Regions from separate parts of the Mus musculus genome. Here region 1 is linked to region 2. A link is a loop called in an ENCODE intact Hi-C map of the cell type or tissue named here. Cell type or tissue: heart. All regions are shown on one strand. Links, peaks and the distances in the headings refer to the core of each region. The heading gives the core; the rest is flanking DNA.

What was found. A loop is a pair of places that touch in the nucleus more often than their neighbours do. Peaks named below come from ENCODE experiments on the same cell type or tissue, not always from the same donor. Only the 100,000 strongest peaks of a DNase experiment are listed, where the experiment ranks them.
Region 1: it touches region 2 in a loop (2.0-fold over the local background); 3 of 42 quality-filtered maps call a loop at or near these places.

The regions. Positions count from the first base shown.
Region 1 is chr8:77,718,744-77,730,685 of GRCm38, forward strand. Ednra (endothelin receptor type A) reads right to left here and starts at 5,709. Exons shown (of 8, transcript NM_010332.2): 1 at 5,353-5,709; 2 at 1,285-1,759. The coding sequence starts at 1,704. LOC108167319 (a long non-coding RNA gene) reads left to right here and starts at 4,842. Exons shown (of 4, transcript XR_003947564.1): 1 at 4,842-4,979; 2 at 7,756-7,788. Gm39201 (a long non-coding RNA gene) reads right to left here. Exons shown (of 3, transcript XR_878941.2): 3 at 10,422-10,809. In heart, for the core only: a CTCF peak has its summit at 5,775; DNase peaks (open chromatin) are centred at 4,918 and 5,588; H3K4me3 peaks cover 4,825 bases; H3K27ac peaks cover 5,651 bases.
Region 2 is chr8:77,661,933-77,673,874 of GRCm38, forward strand. It overlaps Ednra (endothelin receptor type A), which reads right to left. Exons shown (of 8, transcript NM_010332.2): 5 at 9,585-9,737; 6 at 5,867-6,000; 7 at 5,391-5,499; 8 at 1,097-3,184. The coding sequence ends at 3,044. 4933431K23Rik (a long non-coding RNA gene) reads left to right here. Exons shown (of 4, transcript XR_001778587.2): 4 at 4,739-5,169. It overlaps LOC105243223 (a long non-coding RNA gene), which reads left to right and starts at 5,977. Exons shown (of 4, transcript XR_878947.2): 1 at 5,977-6,032; 2 at 7,215-7,407. RefSeq lists an enhancer at 9,801-10,710. In heart, for the core only: no CTCF peak of the experiment used is centred there; no DNase peak of the experiment used is centred there; H3K27ac peaks cover 2,123 bases.

The DNA.
Region 1 (11,942 bases), core at 1,292-9,291, 56 kb after region 2:
GTAGTTTTGCTACTGCAATGAATTGTAATGTAAATATCTGATATTCAGGATATATGTTATGAGACACTAAGGCCCATAGATTGAGAACCACTGACCTAGAATAATTTGTTCCTGTGGCAAGGGAGGAGGAAAAGAAAGAGAGAGGAAGAGAAAGAAGAGGAGGAGAGAAAGAAGAAGATGGGGAGGAGGAAGGAGAGGAGCCTGAGTTCAGACTAGAGGAGGTGGGGGAAGAAAAGGAAAGAGAGAAAGAGGAGAAAAATGAGGGAGAGGGGAAAGGGAGAGGAGAGAGAGGGGGAGAGGAGAAGAGGGAGGAGGAGGGAGAGAGAGAGAGGGAGAAAAAAGAGGAGGGACAGGGGGAGGGGAGAGGAGAAGGAGGTGGGGAGAGGAAAGCCTGAGAAAAGCAATTTCCGGTTTAGGGTGAAGACATTTCTTAAAATGTGGCACACATAAGCCAATTTTGTTCGACTCTTACTGTACTTAAATTTCTCTCAGGAATCTTTCCCTTCACAATGACTACAGCAAATATGGAATATTTTGTTTCCACTAGATTTAGTTTATTTTGGTTAAAGAGTCTCTGAGGCAAGGCAATTCCGGCCGCGTTTCGACACTTGTCTTTTCCCATGAAAACACCGACTTTTCTTCTTTGTCTTTAGGGTCCTATGGCCTAGTTCAGGGCTGGGCACATATTACAGCTCAAAGAGAGAAGGGGTTATCAGGTCTATTTGGAATGGTTTTAGTCAGTATTTCGGTCCTGGCCTGCTATCGATGGATTTCATTATCTCCAAGTCACTGATACTGAGGGGAGCCAGCAAGCCCTTGCGTGTCAATCATGCACCCGTAGACTCAGACTGAAATAGAAGCTGTGAGTTCTGCTGTGGCTATCTACTTTGAACAGCATCTCATGGAAAGATAACTGATATTGCATGTGGATTTACCTTACATTCTTTGGGAGCTTGGCATGGCTCACCCTAAAAACTGTATCTCAAACAATCTTCAGTCATCGATTGCCCCAAGACTCCCCATGGAGGCAGGAAGCCGAGTGCTGTCCTGGGAACCTACTTTGGGAAATAGGAGCATCTTAAGGGTCATCCTGCTAATACTGTTTCATTAGCAGCTAAATTGGGAAAAGTCTAACACACAGCAGTAAAACTCTTAAAACAAAACAAAACAAAACAAAACAAAACAAAACAAAACACAACACGTCAGTGAGCTGAAAGCAGAAGTAAACCTCCTAGGCAGAGCACATCAGAGCAAGCGTCAGCAGAGCCCTCAGGACTTTCCTACCTTAAACACGTTGATGGGGAGGTCAATGACCACGTAGATAAGGTCTCCAAGGGCCAGGCTGGCTATGAGCGCATTGGGGCCGTTCCTCATACACTTGTTTTGGTAAATGATTCGTAGTAGAGTTGCGTTCCCCACCATTCCCACGATGAAAATGGTGCAGGATATCACAGTGTTAATATATTTGAAAGCTGTCGTGATTTTAGTCTGCTGTGGGCAATAGCCGTGCATTGAGCCATTGCTAGGCAGGGCCAAATTAGGGGGTCGATGGGTGGTGCCCAGAAAGTTGATCTCCGTCCCCGGAAAAGGGGTGAAGTCTTCCATGTGGCTGCTTAGATTAGCGCTGTATCTCTCCGGATTGTCAGCCATTACGCCTCCCACCATGGTCAGCCAAAAGTATGCCGCAAGGCAAAAGATACTCATCTTAACCTGGATTTTAAGTCTTCTTATGTTGGTCTCACGCCTTTCTTTTTTTCACCTGGAAGAAAAAAAAGTAGGAAAAATTATTATTATTATTATTTTGCTACAAAATCTAGCTGTCCCCAAAAGATGGTGGTTAATGAATGTTTATTGATTTAATGAAAATATAGGTCAATCAGATCAAAATAGGAAAGACCAAAACTCTATTATAGCAAGAAATCTCCCCAGCCCTGGCTGTATCCACAGCTATATCTGTATAGACCATGATATGGATAAAGATATTTCAGTGTTCCTTAAAAATAGCAGTGTTTTTTCCTCTTTATTCAGGTTAATGATAGCCCAAATCTTCCAGACATGACACAGAAAATTCTGTGGTAAAAGAGGAAACATTGCTTCAGACTGAGGCACAAAATACAAGAATCTAATTCTCTGACTAAAAACTTGAGCATGCCCGAGTGAGTGAGGGGTTGCACATGGCAGGAACGGGCAGCAACGCTGTCTAATGCGTTAAAGTGTTCATTTAAAGCCAAATGTCTGCTTTTCTCTGCTTTGTGCACTCACACTGGTTCCATCTCCAGCACCACAGAGAGAAAGAAAAGATCACTGATGGAGACAAGAGGTTTAGTTTGAAATGCTTGAAACCCTGCAAAACCCACATATTTTTAAGTCTCCACACTTCTACCCATCAGAAACCACCATGATACTTGTCAATGGTGTTCTGTGAGTGACAGGTTATCCCAGGCCGCCACACCGTTTGGTTTGCCATGGGCTATCTGGTTTCTTAGTATCGTGCAAGCATCCTATCTAGCTAGGACAGGACAGGCACTGTGCCGAACACATCACATGCTGCTGCTGTCTAGTATAATGATAACAATCAAGTCATCCACAGGTTCTCCAGGAAGACAGGGAAGCTGAGAGGAAGGTCAAAGGTGGTGACGAGCCTACAACCCTGAGGCAGCCTGATCTGACTCCACACCCGAGCTTTAACCACCAGGTCATCCTGTCTCTCTTATTTCCATGCTTTATTTGCATCAACAACATACTTAAGATGTCTCCAGAATTTGGATGACGCAGCAGAACATTGGAAGGAGTGTTCAGGTATTATCAAAGAGTTCTTATGTTATATCGCCTTCAAAGGGCGGGTGGTCCCTGGTGCTCAGTAAATCTAGATTTCTCCTCTTATACTTTAAGACACTTAGAAAACAAAAGGAAGGCTGGTGCTGAGAAAATAGCAACCAAAAGTCAATTGCTCCTCCCCTTTGGGTATTTTGTACTTTTCTTTCATTAATCTGTAAATGAGGACAGTAACTTCATTTATGGGCAGTGGTCTGTGTATCTATGGCGTATACACCTAATCCTAAATTTTAAGACTCAATCTTTTTGAGTCTGCTCAAGGGTGACCACATTTAGGGATTTTTGACAGTTGTCATGGGACATTATTAAGTTTAGGCTTAATATAAGTGTACCAAATAAGAGATGCTGACATGCTATAAGAAGTATAGGGGAACACCTGCTGTCAGTCCCACATGCTTTTGCCTTGCCAAACAGCAATATACATCGCATCTCACAGGCACCAACTGGTTCTTGACTTGGGCATCACAATTTATACAGACAGAACAACATCTGTAACACATCAGGAGTCTTGAATGAGTGAAGTGACTGTGTTTTCACAGCCAAAAGGCTGCTGGATGTCATCCTGTCTCACGGCTGGGCTATAGGTGTTCACCCGCTGCTGTGATTTCAAAGTGATGGGCCTGCCATTTACTTCTGTCACTTCTGCTCACCCTTAATTGTAAGTGGTTACAGATTTTCTCTCCCGTCTCTAATAGTCCGGAATAACTGGCTGAATTATTAGTAGGTCTACAAATATCATCTTTCCATTTCCCACATGTAGACCAGAATGCCAAGTACAAAGCTTTTTACGATCTGCCTCCCTCTCAGGATAGTGAGGGGAGGCACAAGTCTTTCAATTCCTTGATTGCTTTATGATTTATGGTTCCTGGTTTCCCAATGGGAATGGAATATTTAGTAATAGTTATCTTAAAAATGAGAGACAGAGGTCTTTCCCATAAACAAAATGGCTTCATGGTCTATTAGAATCATCCAGGAGGGGAGTTCATGAGCCATTTGGGTGTCACAGGCACTGCACAGCTCACGTAGAGCTCAGTGGTCCTCATTGCCACAGGTACTGAGAAAGCTACAGTCATGGCTTCCTATCAGGGTGTGAGCCAGCTGCCAGTAAAACCTCTTTCCTTCCTTCCTTCCTCCCTCCCTCCCTCCCTCCCTCCCTCCCTCCCTCCCTCCCTCCCTCCCTCCCTCCCTCCCTCCCTCCCTCCTTCCTTCCTCCCTCCTTCCCTCCCTCCCTCCCTTTCTTCCTTCCTTCCTTTCCTTCCTTCCTTGCTTCCCTCCAGCAAAGACACTACCAAGAACTCATTTCTCTTGACACCTCTTGTCAGCTCACCACATCTAAGGGACATCTGTCAAAAACATGTGGATGCCATATTGTTACAGAGTGAAAAACACAAAACCAAATAAAAGAAACCTCTTTCGAATCCATGCTTTCCCAAGGACGGATCTGTAGCTCATTTTGGTATATTTCAGTCAAGCTTTGCCGGGCATCTGGCTCTAGAGCCAGAGCTCTAGAGAAGCAACTCACATTCAGACCAGAAGGACATGTCTATGGAGTCAGCATCTTTCCTTTTGTGGGTCTAGAGTTTGGTGGCATACAAAAGCTGACCCCTTAGTGCTTTCCCTAGTTAATACATCAGATTCTCAGAGCAAATGTCCACTTGCCATTAGTAATTTGGAAAATCCAACGGCGCCCAAACCGCACACATACTTAGGGCAGGTAATTTACATGGTATGGTTGCCAAGGTGTTTCATAGCCAATCTTTAAAAACAGATGAGTTGATGGCTGTGTGGGAATCAGAAACAACTACAAGAAGAAAAAAAAAATTAAACCAAGAACTTTTTTTTTTTCAAGTTCTCTGTGGTTTTGTTCTCTGGAGAAGACAAATTATCCACTCTCCTTGGACACATCCTCTGACTTTCATATGCTTTCGCCCCAGGTCTGCTGGGGTGAGGCCACTAAGGGTGGTGTAATCAGAGGTGGCTTATCTACAAACAGTTCCAGGGTTCTGCACATGAAAGACAAGAAGTGCCCTTTAAAGGACAGGACAGCACTGAGCAAATCGCCCAGACCTCCACCAGCAGGCAGATTTCCAACCCCAGCTGCCATCGTGGTGTGAGGAGGGCTCCACAGAGGTTGGTTCTTCACAGTAAGTGTCCTTGGCACTCAGGGTGCAGGATAGGAAGAGACCAACTTCACCAGGAGGCTTTGGAGCAAGCGCCCTGGGCCTTGATGCGCCTGAAAGCTTGTGTGGAGAAAAAGATCCTCCCACTCCCGGCTCCCCTTTCCTAAAAATCCGAGACAAAGCTCAATGGTCTTGTCCGGTGTCCACCCCCACTCCCCCCAGTGTTCGTCTCCCAGGAAAGCGCCCCACACTGGGCGTCCCGGGAGGTAAGTGCCAGGCCGGTCTGTTGCGTTTCCCTGGAGCTGCGAGACACCCCTGCTCCTCCCAGCAGATTGCCCCGGCAGCGACCCTATCCCTAGTTCCAGCCCTGGTTCCAAAAAGAAAGACTTGCACCGACCTTAGAGCTCCTCGGAAGCAGACAGCTCCAGGTCCGCGCACGGGCCAGCCGGAGCCTGAGCTGGAGAACGAGGGTGGCGCGCAGGGTGGCGGGTGACCAGGGCTGCAGCACAGTCTCAGCTCGGGGAAACTTCCCCGGACAGCCAGGCTTCTCTAGGGGGAGATCTTGCTCAGCCTGCAAGCTCCAGCGATGGTCCGGTGGATCAGAGAGAGGCTCCCCACCTCCTAGACACAGTTGCCAGACTAGAAGGGATGGGTGTGCGCGCGAGGCTCCCAAGGAAAAGCAAACTCCGGAGGAACACGCCTCCCGCGATCTTCCTTAGACTCCACAGGCTCCTAGACCTTCCTCTCTACTCTGGGACCTAACTGCAAGAGCGCTATCCCGCCTGCCCTCCAGGGAGCAGCCACCAAGCTGCAAAGCTGCTGCCCCCGCCAGGCCCTGAAGGGCAGGGATCTTTAACTATTTCCTTCCTGAGAAGTTGGTTAGTCTAGGATGGGTAGGATTGAAAGTAGAGAGCAACAGACCAGACTCAAGGTTGTGCCCTGTTTTAGGAAGAAACTCGAGGCACTTGAGCCCGTGAGTACGGGAGAGTTTGATCAGCAGGGGAAGCCAGGGAATTTGGGCTGTGTCTCCTGTCAACTTTGCTTAGCTTGTTAGCACTCCTCACCTTAGAGGAAGTTATGGAACCCAGGTGGACAGCATGTCTTTGGCTCAAATTTGACCTGCAAGACCACTAAGCCTTAGCCCAAGGCAAAAGGGAGCTGGGGAGTCTGTGGAAGGGTCTAGGGTGTGCTCAGAGAAATGATCATGTCTGACAATGAATGGGGAGACCCTTCAGAAGGCAGTGTCTTTATCACAGAGTGTGTCAAGTCACGATAAGATGGGGAGTGGGAGGAGAGATAAGGGCCAAACATCAGGGCTCCTGGGGAAGAAGGCTTGGCTGTACGGATGCCCTAGGACCTCATTGGTTCCCTACCGTATCTATAGTGGAATTGGACCTCAGTTTGTTCTAGGACCTCTAGGAGAAGGGAGAGACAGGACTTATATCTAGCCCCTGGGAAAGAATTTTAGCAACAGCTTCCTCATAGTGTGGTGGCTAGATTCCAAGAACAAATATCCCAAGAGAAAGGACATAGAAACTGCCACCTACTTAAGGCCCAGGTCCAGATAGTGACACAAAGGGGCTTCTGCTTAATTCTGTCAGTCACCAATTCCAGATTAAAGGGTGAGGGCACAGAGACCCTACTTGACAGGGGTCATTTTGTAAAACTGTCACAGCCATCAGCAGAACACCTCGGTGGAAAGGATTTTAATATTCTTCTGGGACTGTTGGAGCAGGCATTACCCTGTCCACTAATCTAGTGTTTATCTAGCGTTTCTCTAGGAAGGATCCACAAAAATTGTCTCAGTCAGCTCTGAAGGGGTACGCTTTTGTGGCGACAGCTTGGCAGGCTGACATTATTTTCCAGGAAGAAAAGTTATTGCCTTCTTCCAGAAGACTGTTCATAACTTGGTATGTGAAATGTTCTGGATCCCAGGCCCTCTCACCCCGTGACTAGGCACGTGGACAGTGCACCATCTGTGTAACTGAACATGTCTGTCAGGCTAGTCTTTGTAACAGCACCCCCAGGACCCCCTACCTTTTGCTGATCCCACTGTGGTATGGATTAAGCATTAAAAATTTCTCTTTCACATCCCTTAGGACAGTCACTATTTAAACACAAATGAAACTAGAAAATAAACTGGATTGTCAGGGGTGCTGAGAGGCAAACTCCTGACTACTGAGGCAACAGCAGTGGGAGCCCAATGGTGCTCCTCAAATAATTATGACTAAAATTACCAAGGGTCTAGCAATTCCAGTCCTGAATATGTGTATAAAATGGGCAACAAGGTTGGTGTTGTAGACAGAGTGAGGCTGAAGAACACAGAAACAGAATGGATGTTGGTCTGTGTTTTTTCTAAGGTTGGGCCCAAGAGACACATCAGCAGGAAGGTGCCTGCTTGTTTAGCATCAAGTTACTTCAGGTTAGTGTTTGTGTTAAATATTCAGAGAGAAAGAATTCCAGCTAACTGGCATATTTGGGAAATGTGCTTATTTGTACGTGAGTGTGTGTGTGTTTGAGTGTGTGTATGTGTGTGTGAGTGTGTGTATGTGTGTGAGTATGTGTGATGGTGAAAGATGACCTTGGGAAGTTGAGTGTGAGGCTTCAGTGCAAACGCCTTCACCCACTGAGTTATCTTCCAAACCCTTGATGTTTAACTGATTCCCCCAAAGGTCAGATGACAGCTTAGTTTCTTCTTAATGACATGGACTTCAGCTTGAGTGAGTCCATTTCGAATGTGTTTCTGTGCTGTTCTGTTGTTGTTTGCTTGTTTCAATTAACGCCGTGATCACATTTACAGAAAGGACCTAGAATAGTCAAAACCACAGAGAAGGTAAGCTGGTGACTCCTGGGGCTTGGAGAAGGGGGCTCACTGTTTCATGCGTTTCACTGTGTTTCACATGTGTTTCACTGTTTCATGCGTTTCACTGTGTTTCACTGTTTCATGCGTTTCACTGTGTTTCACATGTGTTTCACTGTTTCATGTGTTTCACATGTATTTCACTGTTTCATGTGTTTCACATGTGTTTCACTGTTTCATGCGTTTCACTGTGTTTCACATGTGTTTCACTGTTTCATGCGTTTCACTGTGTTTCACATATGTGTTTCACTGTTTCATGCGTTTGAGAGGTTTACTTTGGGTGATACTGAGGCTCTGTGATTCCGTGGTGGGAGCTGCACAACAATGGTGACATACTTAGTGCTCATGTACTGTGCACTGGAAAAGGTTAAAGCCACACATTTATACTATGCCTGGTTTGCCAGGAGGAAACAAATCTTCATGTTGAGATAAAAACCCACATTGCTGTGTGTTCTGTTTATCTATAAAGTAAATTAACTAAGAAAGACTTCATATCCAATAAACGTGCTTATGGAAGCCTTCAGACAGACCTGTAGCTAGGAAGCTTAGCCCTGCCTCATTGGAGGTGAGATCCTGTAGACTCTCTTTGTGGCTGTGAATTTAGCTTCTTTTCTCTGTTTTACTTTGAGGGCAATGACTGCAGTGAACTCCAATCAATCTCTTGGTGACGTTAGCGTCTGTTTCAGCTTTCCCTTCCCTGTAGCAAGACTCTCTCTGCCTCCGCCTCTGTGCTCTCTGTTGAGTTTCTGGTAGTACCTAAGGGGAGTCAGGATATTTCTTTCCAAGTTTTCTAAGCTTGACTTTCAAAAGTTGTTTGTTTTCCCTGAAAGGAACATTTAGGCTTGATGGTTTTCTAGACTTCAGGGAAACTTACTTTCCTTCTGCCTCCACCAGCTTGCTCAGTGAGCATTTCTGTCTTGGCACTTTTAGTGACTTTGTCTGGCAGAGAATAGTATTGATTTGATAAACAACCATAGATTAAGATGTACTCAAGACAGTACTTACGAACCAACCACTCCTGCTTCCTACGGCACATATTCACGTAAGTTTACTTCATAGTTCAGACCTGCGAATCCATCTCACAGTTGCTAAACTTCCAGGATCGTCAAACGTCAAACTCAGCCCACAGTAAAACACCAGTGTCTCAGCATTTTCTGACAATAAAGTATGCATTGTTCTTTTCTTTTCTTTTTTTTTTTTCCCAGAGGAAGGAGAACAGGAAGGTTTCAGGAACCACAAAGATAAAGGAAGGAAAGGAGAGGGAAATGTATAGGCAACAAGAGGCTGACAAAGATTACCACAGTGTTCATCTTGAGCTGTGTGAGGAGCAGGGTTAGACAGCCAGGCAGCACCTTTGGCCTGAGGTGAGATGTTTAGAATTGTCCCTAAGTGCTTTGGTTTCCAAAGCAAATTCGATTGACAAACAACTTGGGAGTTGGCTACAGATTCCTTGTTCAGTTATCTTTCTCATTGTTGTGAAAAGAAGGGCATGGTGGCAGGAAATTGTCAACCTGACTAGATCACCGTGGTGACCTACCTCTGGGCATATCTAGAGGGTGTTTCTAGAAAGCAAATGAAGAAGGAAGTCCCACCCTAAATGTGGGCGGTGCTATTCTATATGTGGTACCATTCTAAGAGCAGGAACTTGAACTTGATCAAGGCTTTAGCTGTTTGTTTCCAGAGAAGAGAGCGAAGAGGCAGCAAGAGAAGCAAAGAACACGAGGAAGCGAACAGCTTGAAGGTCGACTTTAACCAGGACTGCCAGCAAGCCAGCCAGGACAGGGGAGTCCCTTCTCCACCCCACCCTACACTAAAGAGATTTAAAGAAGGGCAGACAGGACAGGATCAGGACATTTGCTTTGTCTTGGTTTAGGTCCAGGTTTAGAAAACCATTTCTACCTGGGCAGTGGTGGCGCATGCCTTTGATCCCAGCACTTGGGAGGCAAAGGCAGGTGGATTTCTGAGTTCGAGGCCAGCCTGGTCTACAGAGTGAGTTCTAGGACAGCCAGGGCTACACAGAGAAACCCTGTCTTGGAAAACAAACAAACAAACAAACAAACAAAAACAACAAAAAAAGAAAAGCAACTCTAAAGGTCATCCTTTGTGTTTGTCTTGGACACTTGAAATCAGTATTAGATAGTGTTAAGAATTTACTGGTTTAGGGCTGGGGAGATGGCACAGTCACCAATGTGTTGAAAGGATAAGAATCGGAGTTATAGACACAGAGAACACATTGTTAAAAAAGAAGAACTAAGAAAAGGAAAGAACAGGAAAGGAAAGGAAAGGAAAGGAAAGGAAAGGAAAGGAAAGGAAAGGAAAGGAAAGGAAAGGAAAACACCAGATAGGTTGACAGGCATTTGTCCCAAGGCTGGAAAGTTAGAGATCAGAAAATCTCTGGGGCTTTTTGCCAACTAACCTAGCCTATTGATGGTTACAGGGCAGTGAGGGATCCCATTTCAACAAACAAACAAACAAACAAAACAAACAGAAGGTGCCTGAGAAATTGTCCTCTGACCTCTACTCATGTGGCATGTACAGAGGTACATGCAGCCTCCCCACTCTGAAATGTATTAATTGTTAAAATATTGTCTTAGTATATAGGAAAATAGTTTCATATTTTATAGATTGTTTTCACTACCAAAGCATAAACAAAGCTAGAGAGTTGTAAAAAGCCAGAGGGGACAAAGAACTACCAAGGTGGACATACACATGACAAGTCCCAGGACAGAGAGTGGCTCTGAAGGACAGTAGAGCTATTCAGCAGCCACTGTGAGCTATTGTTCAAGGAAAGGAGGAAGGACCCTAAGGTGATGCAGAGACCATTAATCAAGTCAGAGCGCCACTGTCACCACAGGCCTAAGGAAGTCTGTGAGCATCTCATTGTCAGTGACTGGGATTGCCTCTGGGTTTGAGCAGGGCTCTGTGGTGCCTTCTACTGCCTCAGAGACCCATCACCTCCAGAGGTGTTGAGGTCACGCTGCCATGAAAGAAGGCCTGGAAGACAAAGAATGAAACCAAAGTTAGATGCCTTAGCCTTAAGATCCTTTGGAATTCTCCTCAGTACCTTTTGTACTTGGAATCTGTATTCTCTTTTGGATGGGAGCTCTTTTCTGAGCCTTTGCACTGTTGTGTTTTAGAAGCATGCAGCTAGTCTGGCTTTCCAGGGACCCAGCAGCACAGGAATTTGCCTCAAGACCTTGCCTCAAGACCAATTGTTCTTTTGGTCTCATTTAACTCTGAGATAGATGATATTTAAATGACTTAAGATCTTCAATTTTTTATTAAATGAGCTAAGACTTTGGGGCCTGTTAGGAATAAGGAAATTTTAATGTGAGAAGGACATGGGTTTTTAGAGGCAAGAAGGCAGGGAGTCGTGGCTTGAGTTTTTGTGTCTCCTGTCATTCATCTGTTGATCTCTTACCACCTGATCTGATGTACTTGGAAGCAAGCCTTTTGCAGATAATTAGAGCTCAGTATAGTCTTGAGGGTCAGGTTCTCATGGAGGATTAGCCCCATTCTAAGAGACAGCAGAGAGCTAGATGTCTCTCTACCATCAATGACATACAGAGGTGACCATCTGATGCCAAGGAGACAGCCCTCATTAGCATTTGACTACACTGTCACGCAAATCTTGATAGCACAGCTTCCAGGATTTTGAGAAGATACATTTCTATTTACACCTTAGAAGTCTAGTCTAAGTTATTTTGCTATTATAGATAACAACATATAACATAACACACACACACACACACACACACACACACACACACACATATATATATATATGTGTGTGTGTGTGTTTTATTAAATCTCTCTAGCTGTTTGCTAGTGTGAGGCCATAGGCTCATGAGTACCAGGATAGATATAAATGTGGCCAATTTGTAATGACAATATCATATTAAAACATCAAACATTTGGACATCCCTGGTTGCAGGTGGGTTTATTGAACTTTCCTTTAAAGTCTTTCTGAATGTATTTGTTGTGGTCCTATTCCTTCTGCAGTTGATTCCCACTTTGTTTTGAGGCCCTTTTTATGTTTGCATGCTTGCTTAATGTAATGAGTCTTTATGAATTACTGTAGCAACACTGCACATCCATGTGCAGTGCTGAATCGTCGTCTTCTGCAG
Region 2 (11,942 bases), core at 2,486-10,485:
TGTAAACTTATTTTCTGTTTAACAGGCCACTGCCAACACAGGCCCTTAGCTTCTGGATCATTTCTACAAAGTTACTTGTTGGAAATGTGGTGAAGGTAGAAATTAGAACTGTTTGTATGAATAAATCATTGCCAGTCCATAAACAAAATGCACACTGAAGCCTGTGTATTCAGACCTATGATGTTCTGAATGAAAAAATACATTTTATATGTAAAAAATGAAGCATCTTTTAAAAGATAATAGTTTAATAAACAAAACTGTTTGCATCTATGTCTTATTCTAGGCATGTATAGGTGTGTGAGACCCAGTGGTGCACTTGACTACTAACACACAGGGGCAGTATTTCTCAGCTCCAAAATTCAAGCAACTGGAACTTGATGTATTTTTTTTAATCTTGATTTTGATACTTGATTCATTTTTAACTAATAAAATAATACAAAAAATTAAAATAGCTAGATTTCACCAATTATCTGACAGAAACTCCAGGAGACTTGTCGGTTGTACTATAGCTGGGGATTAGAGCAAAATAATACTGTCCTGGGGTTGTGGCTCTGTAGTAGAGCACTTTCCTAGCATATCAGAGGTCCTGGGCTTTATCCCCAGAGCAAACAGTAAAACACACAAACACACCAAACACACACACACACACACACACACACACACACACACACACACAGAGAGAGAGAGAGAGAGAGAGAGAGAGAGAGAGAGAGAACACCCAAGGGAATAAAGAGAAAAGTGTAATACTTCCAAGTATAGGACTCTTGGCTCCAGCAGGGACAAGGCTATGACAGGGAATCTTGCATCGTCAAATTATTCAACCTATCCTTCCTGTAGCTACTTTCCTGTGCACGGCACCTTCCAGAATTTGTAACTACAAAACTTGCAAGTAACTACAAAAGTTGCAAGTATGGAAAGCTTGAGATTCTCATGTGTAAGAAGAACTGACCAAAGTGGGTTGTATAATAAAGAGTCACCCAGAATCCTCTTCCAATCTATACATACCCTAACACACACACACACACACACACACACACACACACACACACACACACACACACAATGAGAGAGAGAGAAAGAGACAACCACAGAAAATTTGGCTAAAAGAAATGTACAATTATTTATATATTTATATACATACAAAATAAAAGTTATTTGTCATTCTCACAGTCTGTAAACATCTGGGAAAATGCCCAGTAGAGTTACCAGGGCCCTTTGAAATAGTGACCACTGAGGAGTTGGGGACAGGATGGAAATTTAAGTTTGTCTCACAATCAGAGAGGAGCAAAGAGTTAAAGGTTCATGGCAAGTGTAACTACATCTCACTTAACACAATCAGCTCATTTGGCCACTTTGACATTGTTTCCTGCCAGGAAAAAGGAATGAGCAGGAAAGCCTGGTAGCCAGTCATCACTGTAGGAGAAACTGAGAGAGTCAAAGGAAACATGCATTATATATGTGCTACTATTGTGAAACTTGTAGAAAATGCCCAGGCCCTCCAAGGCCACCCAGCAGTTTTTTCCTAGGTATGCTTCAGATGTGGGGCTGGAAGTCTCAGGCATACTTCAGTGACACATTTAATCTGCAGGACAAGGTTTTACATTAAAAAAAAAACATTAAAAAAGACTAGGCTTATGAAAAATAGAAAACCATTTGACCTAATGGTATTATGATTAATTATTATTATTTGGAGACGAGTTCCTCTAGTTAGTGCAGGCAGTCTCCCACTCACCGTCCCTGCCTCAGCCTCCAGATGCCGAGTTGGAAGCACAGTGCTATCTCGCCCAAGTATTATTAGTACTTTGGGAGGCAGAAGCAGGAGGATCTCTGCGAGTTCAAGGCCAGCCTGATTTATAAAACAAGTTTCAGGACAGCCAGGGCTACAAAGAGAAACTCTGTCTTGAAAAACAAATCCAAGTAAACAAGCAAAATCCAACCAAATAACAACATAAAAAGAAAATACAGGTTCTTAAAGATTCTTTGTCTAGCAGCTACTAAGCTGCCGTGCTGCTGGTCTGTGTCTGTGTCTGCAGCAGCTGTGGAAATCATGGTTTCCAAACAAAACAGTACCATAGAAACAACTAACTCCTCATCAGACGGTCTTCCTTCCCTCCTCCTCTTCCTCTCCTCTTTCTTTTCTTCAGAGTACATTGAAAGAAGATGAAACGATCATTTCTAGGGTACCATGCAGTTATAAAGTACCAACACTCGGTGACATTTCCAAAAGAGTACTTTAACCTCACAATGTGTTTGGCTATAAGATAATAATAATTAATAATAATGAATCTGCCATAACTTTGAAACACTTTTTGTCTGTTTGTGTCTTGTGAGAACAGGTAGCCCTGGCTTTTCCGAACTATGTTGATGAGGCTAACCTTGAACACCTGACCATCTTCCCTCACCTCTCCAATTTTAGGATTGTAGTCATGGGCCATGAAACGCAACAGAATTTCTAGGGCAGTGGTTCTCAACTTGTGGGTTGCTAATGACCCTTTAACAGGGGCAGGCTAAGACTATCAGAAATATCAGACAATTATAACAATTCAAAATAATTGAAGTAGCAACAAAAAATAATATTGTGGTTGGGGGGGGTCACTGGAAAATGAAGAACTGTATTAAGGGGCTGCAGCATTGGGAAGGTTGAGACCCACTGCTCTAGAATCTTAGGATGGACAGTTCCCACCAGCTGGTCCATAGAACTGCACGGAAGCTGGTCATGAACTTGCAAACTCTGTGTTCATGCAAAGGCGGCAGCTAGGTGGCTTCTTTGAACCATCATCTCCTTTCTCCCAGCTCTAATTTTCAAGTGTTGGAAATGACATGCGCGGTATGCAAATCATATACAGTACTCAGGAAAGACCCATTGGCTATAGCTGGGACCGGTCCACCACGTGCTGTTGGGAGGGCAGGAGAGCTTTTCCTAGGATGGACTTAGAAAAGGAGCATGGGAGAGACTTGGGAGGTTTTGGGAGCGCATCTGTGGCGTAATGGTTGTTTCCATCCTAGGACTTGAAGGCACACGTCTCGGTGTTTCTGCGGAGGGTTAGTTCATGCTGTCCTTGTGGCTGCTCCGTTCCGTGTTGTGGTTGTTCTGCTCTTGGTTCTTCCACTGGATACTCGTTCCATTCATGGGGACCGAGGTCATGAGGCTTTTGGACTGGTGACAACAGCAACAGAGGCAGGACTGCGGGTGGGAAAGAGAGAGAGAGAGAGAGAGAGAGCGTGTATAAATTACTCAGTCAGTCTGCCGCTCCATTCTGAGTCACACAGGAAGCTTGGGCCCTCCAGTGAGGAGTGCCCATGGACAACCGAGGACAGCCAGAGCTTGTCCTAGCCAGACAGAGATCAGGAGCAGAGGTCTCTTGCTTTTCATTTTGGTTGTATTCTTCATGTTTAAGAGGAGGGGCAGTGGTGCTGGTTGGGGCAGGGTGGGGGGGGTGCTCTTTCAGGCAGATGCAGCTGGGAAAGAGCCTGGGGGTCCTGCTTCTTCATCAGTGCATCTCTTATGAGATGCTTGGTATCTGTCAGTACTTCAGGTGACCCTCACTATAGCCCCAGCTGTGGGTACTGTTGTCATCTCTTTATGAAGGACCATTGTGAGGCCCAAGGGTAGGGAGAGCAGAATGCAAATTAGAAGCAAGGGCTCTCAAGACTGGATTCTTTCCCTTGGCCATTCCCTTGGGTGTGTGTCTAATTTCTGAGCATTTTTAATGGGACCGTTCCCTTGCCTTCTAATTAATATATAAAGTAATCACCAAGTGATATCAAGTACAGCTTATGAAATATACTAGTTAGAACCTGGTGTGAGTGAACCCATTTCAGTCCCAGCACTTTGTGGTTTATAATCTTTCCAAGGAGACCTCAAGGCCATGGCAGCTGAAAGTCCATTTTCAACTCTTATCTGTTTGTACGGTCTTCTGGGTAATATGTCTGTCTCTGCTTAGATCACAGGTTCTGTGAGGGCAGTTATTGTGTTTTCCTTTTCAATCTTATGCAGTAGCTCACAGATATTGAGTACTTATTGTCTCCACGTATATCTGTCTGTCTGTCCACCTGTTGTCTGTCTGTCCATCCACCTGTCTTATGTCTATCTATCCATCCACATTGAGTTCTACTTACTGGATGATCACTTGGTTCATCAGTTTTTACAGTGAAGTAACTGAGGGAGCTAGAGGGGGGACTGATCACCTGTGGGTGAGACCATTAGCAGATGCTGAGCTGCACGGTCAGCAAAGGTTTCCCTGACCTCTACTCTACTATGGATAAAATGCACTGTGGGCTAAAGTTAAATATCTTGGTCCAAGACAGCACAACTCAGTAAACATTAGGGCTGTCCTAAGTCATTCCAGAACTAGAAACTGAGACATCAATAAGACAGGGGAGTTCCTACAGATATTGTTGATGTGTCTGGAAGGAACTTTTTTTTTTTTAAGATTTATTTATTATTATACATTACTACACTGTAGCTTTCTTCAGATGCACCAGAAGAGGGTGTCAGATCTCATTATGAGTGGTTGTGAGCCACCATGTGGTTGCTGGGATTTGAACTCAGGACCTTCGGAAGAGCAGTCAGTGCTCTTATCCACTGAGCCATCTCACCAGCCCTGGAAGGAACTTTGAAACAAGAACGATGGCTACAAGGGAAAACGCAGAGTGCAGATGCCCAGAGTAATCAGTATATACTTTCCTTGGAAAGGCGATTATTTATTATTTTTTAAGATTTACTTTTATTTTATAGTGTTTGCCTGCACGTGCACCAGGAGTGTTCCTGGGGTCTAAGGAAGCTGAAAGAAGGCATTGAATCCTCCGGAACTGTAGTTACAGGTGTTTCTAAGACACCATATTACTGCTGGGAATGGACCTGAGTCCTCTGCAAGACCAGCAAATGCCCTCCCTTAACTGCTGGACCACCTCACCAACTCTGAAAAGGTTGTTATTAAATCACAATGTAATTGCTGTTAGTGAGAGCTCGCTCAGCCCCAGAGCTGACTTCTGCCGGAGACAGGCTAAAGTCTAAGACAATGAAAGGCATGAATTGGCTTTCTGGACTTAGGATGCCTGGTGCTTATATTTGAGCCTTCCATTTGAAGAGAGGCAATAAATTGGATGCAATGAAGTCAGTCTCTTTGGCATTAACCTCTGAAAGTATCATCTGAATATGTATCGTTCTTCTGCTCTGATGTCAGTCTTGATCTTCTTTCTAGGTAACAAAAAGTGATGTCACTTCTTGAATGAAGAGATGAAGAGGAGGGTGCCTGATCAAAGCAGTAGCAAAACTGAATTGTCTGTGACTGTTTACTATGGAGTTCCCTGATTTGGCTGCCAGAGAGAGAGAGAGAGAGAGAGAGAGAGAGAGAGAGAGAGAGCTAGATCTTGTAAAACAGTCTTACCTGAAAACAATTTTTGAATTTCTTGCTCACAAAATATAGAGCTATTGGGTTTATGCAAGAATTCATGGTTGCCAGGTTAATGCCGATGTAATCCATTAGCAGCAAGAAGCTGGAGCAAAAGAAAACACTGTCGTTAGAACACATTGCTTTAGAATCTGCTGGGTGGCATTTACCACCAGATCAGCATCTCTCCTAGCCAAAGCAATGTCTTATGGGTAGCAGTTAGGATTTTATAAGAAGCACTGCAGGATCATTGCATTGCTTAGTGGAAGCCCTTGTGCACTGCCTCAGGAAGGAAGTAGCAAGATTATTGACAGGACTCACACAAACTTTGGGATCAGTGGTAGGCTGTATCAGTTAAAAACATATAATTAAGTTTACAATTTTAAGTTTCAGAATTTATGAATGTAAAAAGCAGCAAACCTCTAACTTCTTAATGAAATGGGTACCTGAGCATTTCACACCATGAGTCATACCTGAGCAGTTCACACCGGTTCTTATCCATCTCATCATATACAGTTTTCTTCAAAATGCGGCTTAAGTGAAGAGGGAACCAGCACAGGGCGAAGATGACAACCAAGCAGAAGACAGTCTTTGCCACTTCTCGACGCTAAGGGCAAGTTCATGCAAACAAGGATAAAGGTTAGTGTTATCACATCCAGGAATAGTGACACATGAGGACGGAGGAGATTCCATGGAAGAGTCTGGAGAATGACCTTCATATGATGTCACTTTTGAAGGCCCAGAGTGTAACTGTCTCATGGAAGAGTCATAACCATGCTTTTGGGCAGTTGCCAGCTTTGAGATGTCCTGAGGACAACAGTAGAAGCCTATGCCAGGAGGAAAGCAGGAACTGACCAGAGTCGACACCATGGTTGTGTCTAAGCATGGGGACAAGTGTGTTTGTGAGTCTAAGCATGTGGGCATGTGTGTTTGTGAGTCTAAGCATGTGGGCATATGTGCTTGTGAGGCTACGCATGTGGCCATGTGTGTTTGTGAGTCTAAGCATGGGCACATGTGTGTTTGTGAGTCTAAGCATGTGGCCATGTGTATTTGTGAGTGTAAGCATGTGACCATGTGTGTTTGTGAGTCTAAGCATGTGGCCATGTGTGTGCTTGTGAGTCTAAGCATGTGACTATGTGTGCTTATATGTCTAAGCATGTGGCCATGTGTATTTGTGAGTCTATGCATGTGGCCATGTGTGTTTGTGAGTCTAAGCATGTGGCCATGTGTGTTTGTGAGTCTAAACATGTGGCCGTGTGTGTTTGTGAGTCTAAGCATGTGGCCATGTATGTTTGTGAGTCTAAGCATGTGGCCATGTGTGTTTGTGGGTCTAAGCATGTGGCCATGTGTGTTTGTGGGTCTAAGCATGTGGCCATGTGTGTTTGTGAGTCTAAGCATGTGGCCATGTGTGTTTGTGAGTCTAAGCATGGGTGCATGCATATTTTCAAGGAGTGGGGATGACTAGAGGGTGACCACTTAGGGATTAGTTAAGTGCTGAATGCTAGGTAACTGGCCTCAGTAATGGCATGACACCCAAGGAAACCGAACACAGCAAGAAAGTCAACAAGTCCATAGAAGTCCAGCCTGTTTCACTCATTGTTGATTTTGAAGCTACTATTGAAATTGTTTTGCTTGTATTTACTATTTACATATTTAGTCTGAGACAGGGTCTTGCTTTCTTGTCCAGGCTGGTCTTGAATTCCTGTGCCTAAGAGATTACATTGCCCAAGTCTCTCTTGTGTTTAAGATTATGGACCTATGCCTCTATGCTGAGCTGAGATCTGTGGCTAAATTTTAAAATTCCTTTTTATTGATGTGTAGTTTTCAAAGATCTGCTGTTTGCAAACAGAGGATAAGGGGAGGAGTTTTCAGCAGTGCTGGTTAGAGGCACTTGGCATGTTGACGAACGAGTGACTCCAACTGAAGCCTTACCAGCCTCCGAGACGACTCGTGGACTGACCAGCCAGAGTTTAGGAACTATCTGGACCTCTTCATTTGGGTTCAGACTGCTGAGGTATATCATCCCACTCACATTTAGGAACATAAAATGCAACCTGTCTGTAATGGGGGGTCAACCAATGTCAAAACCAATGGGAAACAGGCTAGAGAAATTCTGGAAAATAATGTTGGCTTAATCCAAGGCAGCTAACATTAAGTTCAGAAAGCCTGCAATAAACCCTCCCAGTTGATCCCTTCTCTGAGATTCTGTTATCCCAAACTACTGCAGAAGCCCGAAGACCTGGGGCCCTTAATCTTCCACGTCATGAGACCAGCTGGGGTACGGTTCCAGAGACATGTCTGGAGGAGAGACAAAGTGTTCCAATTTGTGAGACTGAGGACTTTGTAAAGCTGTATTTTTTTTTTTTTTGAGACAAGGTTTCACTATCTTTGGCTGGTCTGGGGCTCACTATGTAGACCAGGCTGGACCCAAACTCAGAGATTGACCTGCACCTGGTCTTCAAGGGTTAATTTTGCACCTGAAGTATCTGCAACATTCATGTCTGAACAAAGCCAGGCTAAAGCGTCTCACAGTAAACACTACTGTCAGTCAGGGATAATTGCTACCATTTGTAACACATTAGAACTTATAGGGCACACATACGCACATCACTTCCTCAGAGTCTTATAATGGCACTGATTCATGTCTTATTATGGCCAATTTGCAGACAAGGGGCTGAGGAAGTCGCACAGCAGTTGGACCGTGCTAATGTGTGCCTGTGTGTGATAATTACCCAGGCAGGCTGTAGGGCATGCTGCCTGGGGGTGTGAGTGAATATTTGTACATACTTTCCCATTGCTCTTACTGTTACTTTATCAATCAACATAAATTAGTTGTTTGTTGACTGTCTTCTAGGAACCGGACACTATTAGGAACCCTATATGCCATTGGCAACCTACAAATATATTACTATACGCTTAGGAGAAATTGGAAGCTTAGAGATGTGAGGTAATCTGCCCAGGGTCACATGACTGGGAAGTGGAAGAGTGAGGTTTTTGCCTTCTAAAGGCCTGAAGTACCCACAACTAGAGACATTTGCTCCCACAGGCATGTTCAAATTCCTCCTAAAAGATACATTTGCTCCCACTGGCATGTTCAAATTCTTCCTAGAATTTTGGGCCTCCAAGATTTCACCCCATGTTGCTGTTTTCAGTTAAATTCCTACCACAAGTCGTATTTGAGATGCTCCTAGGAACAAACTGAAGTCTGTTTTCTTTCTCCAGACTGCCTGGTGTCCATTCCATGTTCTCCTGGGGCTCTTTCCCCTCCGACTGAAGCAGACTGTGTCCTCTGCTTTCCCACCAAATAACACACAGCCTCCTTCCCACCCAGACAGTTTCTCCACAGTCCCATTTCATGTGTCCCCTAGCTGAGTGCCCCATCTGTGTGCCCTGGCTGTGTGCTATATGGCTGTGTGCTGTATGGCTGTGTACTGTATGGCTGTGTGCTGTATGGCTGTGGGCCGTATGGCTGTGTGCTGTATGGCTGTGTGCCGTATGGCTGTGTGCTGTTTGGCTGTGTGCTGTATGGCTGTGTGCTGTATGGCTGTGTGCTGTATGGCTGTGTGCCCTGGCTGTGTGCTGTATGGTTGTGTGCTGCATTCCCCCACTCTATTGTCTAATTGATTGTATTTGTGTTTTATTCTATGACTAGACTTCAGATCCCACAAAGGAAGATGGCCACATGCATTTTTCTGCTCTGGCCCAATCCTAGGCCCATTTCAATTCATCCACACATACATGCTCAATTCATGCTTGGCAAAATAAGCAAGAGTTAACTATCTTTAAGCCCAGCCTCCCCGGGCCATCTGGTTCACAGGCAGGAGCCCACTTCCCCAAAGGAATTCCTAAGGCTATATAAAGAAACAGCTCCAAGAGAACATTTTTATTTTTAGAAAATCAGGGTAAATCTGTTACATACAACATGGTCATGTGCAGTTCAATGACAGAGAGGTTCTGAGAAATGTGTGGTTTGGAAATTTCAACACTGAGCAAACACCATAGAATTGAATGGTACTATCTATCTCACGGTAGGCTGTGTGGCCTAGCCTATTGCTCCTAGAATACACATCTGCACGACATATTACTGTACGGCATACTGGAGGCAAGTGTATCTCGTTAGTGACTGATCAATGCCTCCATGGCGTGCTGATTTCCAAAGGCCTCAGCCACCTTCCTGTGAATTGTGTTTACCTGTTTGAGGTGCTCACTAAGGGCGATCCGCAAGCTGCCGTTCCTCCTGTTGAGCATCTCACAGGTCATGAGGGTGTAGAAGATTGCTGTGCACACCAAGGGCATGCAGAAGTAGAACCCAAAGAGCCACCAGTCCTTCACATCTTGGTAAAACTGTCCAGGGAGGAAGAGCGAAGACAGGACATTGGAGTGAAATCTGAGAGGAACCCTGCTCACCCCAAAGTCTCCGTGCTTGTGGATACAGTTTATATATCCATCCCCTGTGCCCCCCACCCCATCCCACTTTGACAGCACTGAAGGCCCTGCAGCTGTGCTCAGAATTTTTTTTTTAATTTAATCACTGGATCCCGTTTTATCACATGATCACTGGATCATACCTAGGTGCTTCACACATGCTGCTGAGCTGTAACACATGAAAAATGCATATCAAAACAGTCTAGTTATCCCTACAAGGATGTTTCTAAGAAGCCAATGCTGATTTCTACTACACAGTGGATCAGTACAAAGTTGCTTCTCTTAAAAGTTCATAGAAAGGGATTGGAGACATTTTCATCCTCGCTTATTGATGAGCCTCAACATTTCGATAAGATCGGCTGATTTTAAAGTGTACTTACCATGAGTGTCTCATTTAGGAACAGTGAAGGCTATCAATGAATGGCTTATCTGTGTAGCTGCAGTTAGTGGAAGTCAGCCCTTTGCCTGGTATGTCTGCTATGTGACCCCAGAGTCAGCCGGCTCAGCCATCAATAACTCCTCTCTCTCTTTCTTAATACTTGCCACCTGGAAATACTAAGGGAAGGCATTCTAGCTAAAGGCTGACCTCTCTCTCTCTCTCTCTCTCTCTCTCTCTCTCTCTTTCTCTCTCTCTCTCTCAGCAAGGATGTATACAAATCCAGAATATCCAGTTTCTTGTCTTTTTAATGGAGGATTAAAATCCAAGTTTATTCTAATGAATTCACCTCAGACTTGGGAAGACGTGCCTTTTACTTCCTTATGTTCTTTCTCCAGATTATTTATTGAGGATAACATGCCTTCTTGTGGTAGTTTGATCAGTTCCCACAGACATGACCACCATGTTCCTTGAACACTACAGCTTCTGAATGGAAAGCAGCCCTTTCCATACAGAAAATGGTTCTATAAGACAGAAGTCCAGACAAGGTTCCTTATGTCGCACAGACACCTTTAGAAATCTGGTGGGAGGCAGAATTCCTTCTGAGAACAATACTTTGTGTGTTTATGCATGTTCATGTGTTCATGTGCATGTATGTGTATGTATGTGTTCCTGTGTGTATGTTCATGCATGCTCATGTATTTGTGTGCGCACATGTGTGTGCATGCATGTGTTCATGTGTGCATGTGTGTAGGACAGAACAGCCTTAGGTATCATTCTTCAGAAGCCATTTACCTTGTTTTTTGAGACAGGGTCTCACATGGGGACCGGTCATCTGGCTCAAGCCTGTGGCTTCGTCAGTCCTTGTTCTTCCCAGCACTGGTTTTTACAAGCTGGCGCTACTGTGACTAGCTTCTTACATGGATTCTGGGGACTGAACCAACTGAACTAACTTTCTAGACTTCAACATTATATTTTAATAAGCACAAATTTAAATATATGTGGCCATACTAGAAACCAATTACACTAAAATGGAGCTAGCAAAATACTGAAAATAAAATTCTGATAAAGATATGTATTCATCAACAAATTATATATTATGTAGTTCTAACTAAATAGTATAATGGCTCAAAAAAAAAAACCTACCAAGATGTTGAACATTAATGTTTTAGGATTGTCTACATATGTTTTTCCCTCTAAAAAAAAGCCATGATATCCTTAAACAATATAGTGGATTATTATCTGTATTTAAAGTCAGAGGAGATGATACATTTCAGGGGACTTTAGTGAAAACACACACATTTCCCTGGATTACGTGCAAACTCCCAAAGGAATTCGTTTCGTCCTATTTGTTAACAGATCTTTCCTGGTCCACCCCACTGCAGAAGGCTCTCCGACACACCTGGTCTCTGTCCTTGTTTGAAAGTACAGTACAAACATCCTTTGAGGCTCTCCCTTCCCTCTCCTCCCTCACCCACCCAGTGTTTGCAGCCTCTTCCCACAGAACTGCAGGCTGAGTGGATGCGACCCACCAGCCATTGCCTGGGCTCTGAAAGGTGACCCAGGACACGGCAGGATGGAGCACCCCTCCCCCTCCCCTATGAGAAAGGCCTACTGAGAAAGTGGCTTCACAGTTTCGTTTTTGAACTGATGTCATCAGCCTAGGGATTGGAAAGGGCCTTGGGACAGGCTAAAGGAGAGCAAAGATGAAGGGTGGAGCATGAAAGAAGATAGAAAATTATGTTTTA